Linked DNA regions of Mus musculus: region 1 is linked to region 2. Evidence: chromatin loops called from intact Hi-C (ENCODE). Cell type or tissue: heart. All regions are shown on one strand. Links, peaks and the distances in the headings refer to the core of each region. The heading gives the core; the rest is flanking DNA.

Region 1 (2,912 bases), core at 101-2,600, 1.4 Mb before region 2:
AATATGACCAAAGGTTAGTGTGTGTGTGTGTGGGGGGGGGGGAGAGTTGGATGCCAGTATGTCAGAGAGAAGGTGAGAGTACATGCATGCTGTGAGAAGAGAGGGCAAAGGCCCAGATACAGAAGGAAGTCTCTATGAGTACAGTTATGTATGTGGTGTGTGTGTGTGTGTGTGTGTGTGTGTGTGTGTGTGTGTGTGTGTGTGTTCATGGTCAGGGGCTAACCGTACTACTTTCCTTCGATCTCCAGAAGGCAAAGGTTTCAGTCCCTAACTCATCATTTTTCACAAGGTGGCAGCTTTAAAGAGGATATGCACTGCCTCATTAGAGGGAACTGATTGAGACCCTCACTGTGACAGAAGCTCAGGCTGGGATAGTGTGATTCTATAATTTTCTGGTCCTGTCAGCTTCCTAGAAATGATACTGTCAGGGCCTTCTGCACCCATCCTTTAGGAAAACAAGTGTATTTTCAGCTGAAAGAGGATTGTGCTGTATTTAACCAGAGACTAGCCAAAACATAGAACCCTCCTTCCAGATCGGACCATCAAAGGCCAGCCCAGTTTGCAGCACAGAGGAGTGAAAAGCTCAGTTGGTATTGGTTGGTATTTCAGTTTACTTTGCCAAGGGCACCGGGTATGCAGACCTGAAAATCCAGGCTCCTGGAGAAGCAGAAGTTATTTTATTTTCTAAAGGCCTTGATATTTCCCAAACGAACTTTAAAAGGGCCAAGTACTTCCACCTGAAGCTTCTTCATAAGGTGGTGAGATTTTAGAGAAAACAAAGGCCTGGGAATGGGGTGGAGGTCCCCAAAGGGCTGAATTTAACAGCTCTTTGCCCTGATTTCCTGAACTTGAGGATTTTGTGACCTCCGGTACAGGCTTTCTTCCCTCTTCTCCAGTTCTCCGAAGTGCATCTAGCTAGTTAGTCATATGTCTTGCTCTCGAAATTTCTGCATCCAATTCTTCCAAGAACTGAATGTCGCTCATTTTGGTCAGCAGGCTGCCTCTCCTGAACTAGTCTGACTTGCAGAGATGGAGGGGAGGGGACAGCCTATAGTCACTTGGTGGCGCGCGCGAGCCTCTCAACGCCCTGGCGGCACCTGCTCTTGACTCCAGCCCCACCCGCATCCCTGTGCTCTGGGAACCGCGCTCCCAATCGTCCCTAGCAGCAGAGCACCAGGAGCTCAGGGTCCGGTTGGGCAGCTGAGTGCCATTCGGGTTTGGCCTTTGCAGAAGGTGTTGCGGAATGCGGGCGCCCCGGGAGCCAGCTTCCTCCCTGCTGCTGCTCCCCAATCCCCGCCCATCCTTTTCTGGGCTCTGAAAACCCAAGGCTTCCCAGAACAGTTTAGGATCAGCCATAGGACTACAGCTAGCCAGCTGCGCGGAGCTTTCTGGGAAGGACAGCAGCTCGCCCTAGGGTAGCAGCGGAGCCTCGGGGTTTAGCAAGCGAGAGGGAAGGGCGTGTGCATCGTGTGCCTGTGTGTGTGTGTGTGTGTGTGTGTGTGTGTGTGTGTGTGTGTGTCAGACCGTGAGGGATGGCTGTCTGGATCTGAGCGAAGGAGAGGGCAGGGGATTGAGACAGATCTCTCTTGGTGTCCCCGCCCGCTCCTGCTCCCCGGCGCCCTTCACCATGGAATTGCGCCGAGTTGGGACGGACCTATGCAGCCACCAGGAACTGGCTGTCGGGCCCCGAGATTCGGCAGGTACTCGCGCTTGGATGGCGAGGTAGGATGGCCACGCAGCGCGATTCCTGCCGTCCCCACGCAGCGGTCCCCCGGAGGTACCTCTGACTCTGGAAGCGTACAGGGGTGTGGGAGGAGGCCACCCAGCCGCGCCTGCACCTTCGCCAGTCGTTTCGCCTCTACCCACTCGCACCTGCCGCTGCGCGGATACCATGTCTAAGGCGGCTGGAGGCTCAGCGCCAGCGGCGGAAAGTTGTCCCTCGGCTCCGGCCGGTGCGTCGACACCCACGGGCGTGGATGATCTATCTAAAGTGACGGACGAAGAGCTGCTGCAGTGGAGCAAGGAGGAGCTGATCCGCAGCCTGCGGCGAGCCGAAGCCGAGAAGGTGAGCGCGATGCTGGACCACAGCAACCTCATTCGCGAGGTCAACCGCCGCCTGCAGCTGCATCTCGGCGAGATCCGAGGGCTCAAGGTGAGTATTGGGCCTGGCAAGAAGGCTGGGCTGGGCGTGGCAGGGATCTGGGAATCGCGGTGGGAGGAGGGTGGGAGAGCCAAACTTTCGTACCTCCATCAACAGGTGAGCTTCTCCCTTCTCCCAGGAGCACCCCTTGTCCCCATCTCCAGACCTTAAAGTTTTCCAAACTTTGGAGGCCCTTTCTTTTCTTCTTACGGGGACTTGGCATCTGGCTTTCTTTGATGCTTCTGAGACTAAGGGATTAGGAACCAAGGATGTCAGAAGTCAGAGAAGGGCACGGTGAGCACAGGGGATATTTAAAGTCCCAAGGAACAAAGACGCTTCAGGAATTAGGTTACAGTACACCAAGGGAGAAGACTAGAGAGCTTGCCAGCCCAGTGCCTCTTCACCTTTAGGGGTCGGGTGTAGCTGCTCCTGCACCACCACTAGCTTTCTGGTGAGCAGAGGGCAAAGAAAGGACACAACTGCTAAGAACAGGAGAGAAGCCTCGGGTACCACCCGAGGAGCCAGTGTGAGTATGACTCGGTACTGGGTGCAGGTAAGCAAGATTTCTGCCTTCAAATCTTCTACTAGCTCTCCTGATTTTCTTCCCTTACTAGCATTGTCATCACCTCAAACTGCTTTACTTACCTGTTCTTTCTTCACTCTGGATTTTACATTAATTTTATTAAGCATGAGGTGGGGGCAAGTGTAGAAGGCGCTGGGTAAGTGTTCTTAGTGATGCTTTGTCTACTCCCAAACCCAGGAACTTTCTTTT
Region 2 (2,912 bases), core at 187-2,686:
TTCTGTGTTGGGATGGAAATAAAAGACAAAAAGTCTGACAAAGAAACTGTCATAGTAGCTTAAGAGAGAACAGCTGGAATAATGATTGACATCAGGGCTTGAAAACAAAAGAGCAGAAATAAATAACATAATAGATAGATAGTGTCAGCACAGGAAGTAGTTTGTGGCTGTTGCTATTCCAGAGAAAATAAGCAGGGATTTGTACTTTAATGTTTCAAAGTAGCAAATTGTCTGGTTTATATATCGCTCCAACTGGCAAGCGGCACTTGCTGTTTGTAAAATATAAAGAATCATAAAATTCTACAAAGTTGTTATGAGAGACCAAATCTTTTTTGATTTTTTTAAAAAAAGATTTATTTATTTATCTATTTAAAATCTATTTATCTATCTATTTATTTATTTATCTATTTATTTAATGTATATGAGTACATCATTGCTTTCTTCAGACACACCGGAAGAGGGCATCAGATCCTATTACAGATGGTTGTGAGCCAACACTTGGTTTCTGGGAATTGAACTCAGGACCTCTGGAAGATCAGTTGCTGAGCCATCTCTCCAGCCCCGAGAGACCAAATCTTAAATTCAGACTTCATTTCAGAAAACTTGAACTCAGGTAAACTAAAAGGCATTAGTTTTCAATTTACTCCCCAACAAAACCTAGAAACTCCAGTTTCTATAGCTAATCCCCAACAAATCCAGCATTTCCAGGTTAATTTCAACAACCCTGTCCCCCTGACTAATAACCATCAACACAAAGAGAAGTGAAGTGAAGTTTATGGTTTGACTCCCAGTATCAGTCAGTTTACACTAAAGGACATGGTAGCTCTCCAGTTAGATGCTTGCCAGGCTAGAAACACCCACTGGCCTCTTGCTGCTTTCTATAAAACTTTAGATATTCCCTACTCCTTTCTACCAAATTTGTTCCACATGTTGGCAGTGGCCTGGGGAACCTGAGCTAGTGGAATAAAGATCCTGCTGTGATTTGCATCAGATCAGCTCCTGTCCACTTTGGGGGGTTCACTAATACAACAGTTAAACTATTTGTTACACACTTACCTTTTTATATACGTAATATCTTCCTTTACCGTCTTTCCTTGAAAAATATTAGTGATTGTTTTCTGCCAAACAACTGCTGCAGATTTTTTTCTATGCCCCCTGTGCCCCCTGAGAGGCGTTGATGAGTTTTGGCATGGAGTATGCTGCTTGATTCTACTGGAGCTCTCACAGAGGTGCTCTTAGCTTGAATTGTATTATTCATAGAATTTCAGATGAAGTACTTTCTCTAAATTACAGAACACGAAAATACTGGCATGGATATGTGTCTTCCATGCTCTCATGGCTTGCCTTGCTCGCAGCATTTGCTGCAAATGATTTATGGGTATTTATATGCTAGAGAATTAAGGAGAAAACCCTATTTCTTTATTTTATAGTTTTTATCTTAAAATACACAAAAATTTCAAGTTGACATTTATTTGACGAAAAAGATTGGATTTTTAAAAATGACTGCAGAAATGTAATTCTATTTTATTTTTATAGCAAAATTCACAGGGGAGGGAGGGTAGAGAAAGGTAAACAGGAAAAAACAGTTTGGGGGGGGTGGCTCTATTTCATTGTATTGCTTTGGAAACACTGCCATCTAGTGGATATATATAATAATGTATTACTATGCGGATCTGGATGTCAGAATTCACTGTAATTGCTTAATGAAGACTAATTACAGAGACAGAAAAAAAAAATAAAGAGAATTTCTAGCAATTGAAATTCACTAGTCACTGTCAGACATCTATTCATCTGACAATGAAATTGAAAAGGGAGAGAGTGACATTTTAGACTCCAAAGCACCACTCCAAACCAGAATAAGGAAAGTCAGCAGTTTGTCCTTGGGGAAGGTTAAGCAGGCTTCAGATTTCATTCCAGGCTGGCTGAAGAAACACTCAAGAGAAGCTTACAGTAATCCACACCTCCATCCATATTAAAAACTTGACCTCTAAATGTTCTATGCCTTGTATTTGTTCCCCCTCGATTACCAATATATTTATCTAAAACATGCTTTGAGACTGAGTTGAGGTAATGATGTCAACTTTTCTGAATGTTTTCACTAGCATGTACTAACATTACATGATAATAGGTTTCCCGATGACGTTTGTAAGCGTAAACAAAGTACTTTGATCAAACTTGTACCCCTGTGACCTGTTCTTCTACCCCTCCAGTTGACTGGTACCTCTTGTCTACAGATAATTATTTAAAACTAATCTGCCCCGTGGATGAATTTAAGGTTTGATCTCATGGATTGCAAGGTAGTTTTTATATTGTTATTATTAATTCTTGCTATGAAAGACCCCCGTTTCGGGGAGACCCTCGCTTAAGTCCTGGGATGAGCCGACTCCCCAATAACTCAAGAGAAACTGTTCTTGATGCAATATCACATGAGGTTTAATCGGGAATCAGCATGCTGAGGCGGAGCACCCTGTGACCCCCAGCAGTAGTAGTCGAGGGATTTTAAAGAATGAAGTGAGGGAAGGATAAAATCACAAAGACTGGGGAAGTTGAGTAAACATTCTTGGTCCCTTACACAATGGTCAGGCGCCAGGGTGTGTCACCCAGAGGTCATCATTCTTTCAGGCTAAAGGCAAAAGAACAAACAACTCTATGCTGGGCTTCATTTCTAAGGGTCTATGAAACACATTGAGTTGGGGTCTTACAGCTACACATATTAATAATTTCTATAATAGTGCCATTGCTTTCATAGAAAAATTAAACTAACAAGTAGAATAATATATAGAAAATAACACTAGTTATGACTGACTCATTAGGGATATGGATAACTGTATCCACTTATTCAACTTACTCTTTACTGGACCACATAGATCATAGAAGTACATATTAGTCCTAAAAAATAGAAATGCTGCTGA

The links. Peaks named below come from ENCODE experiments on the same cell type or tissue, not always from the same donor. Only the 100,000 strongest peaks of a DNase experiment are listed, where the experiment ranks them.
Region 1: it touches region 2 in a loop (7-fold over the local background); 14 of 42 quality-filtered maps call a loop at or near these places.

What each region holds. Positions count from the first base shown.
Region 1 is chr11:28,582,522-28,585,433 of GRCm38, reverse strand. It overlaps Ccdc85a (coiled-coil domain containing 85A), which reads left to right and starts at 1,110. Exons shown (of 5, transcript NM_181577.5): 1 at 1,110-2,152. The coding sequence starts at 1,892. In heart, for the core only: a CTCF peak has its summit at 1,060; DNase peaks (open chromatin) are centred at 1,133 and 2,083; H3K4me3 peaks cover 1,614 bases; H3K27me3 peaks cover 1,964 bases.
Region 2 is chr11:27,218,877-27,221,788 of GRCm38, reverse strand. No RefSeq gene overlaps it. Among named protein-coding and RNA genes, the nearest start is that of Gm25387, 99 kb to the left of the region's middle. In heart, for the core only: a CTCF peak has its summit at 1,656 (motif pointing left); no DNase peak of the experiment used is centred there.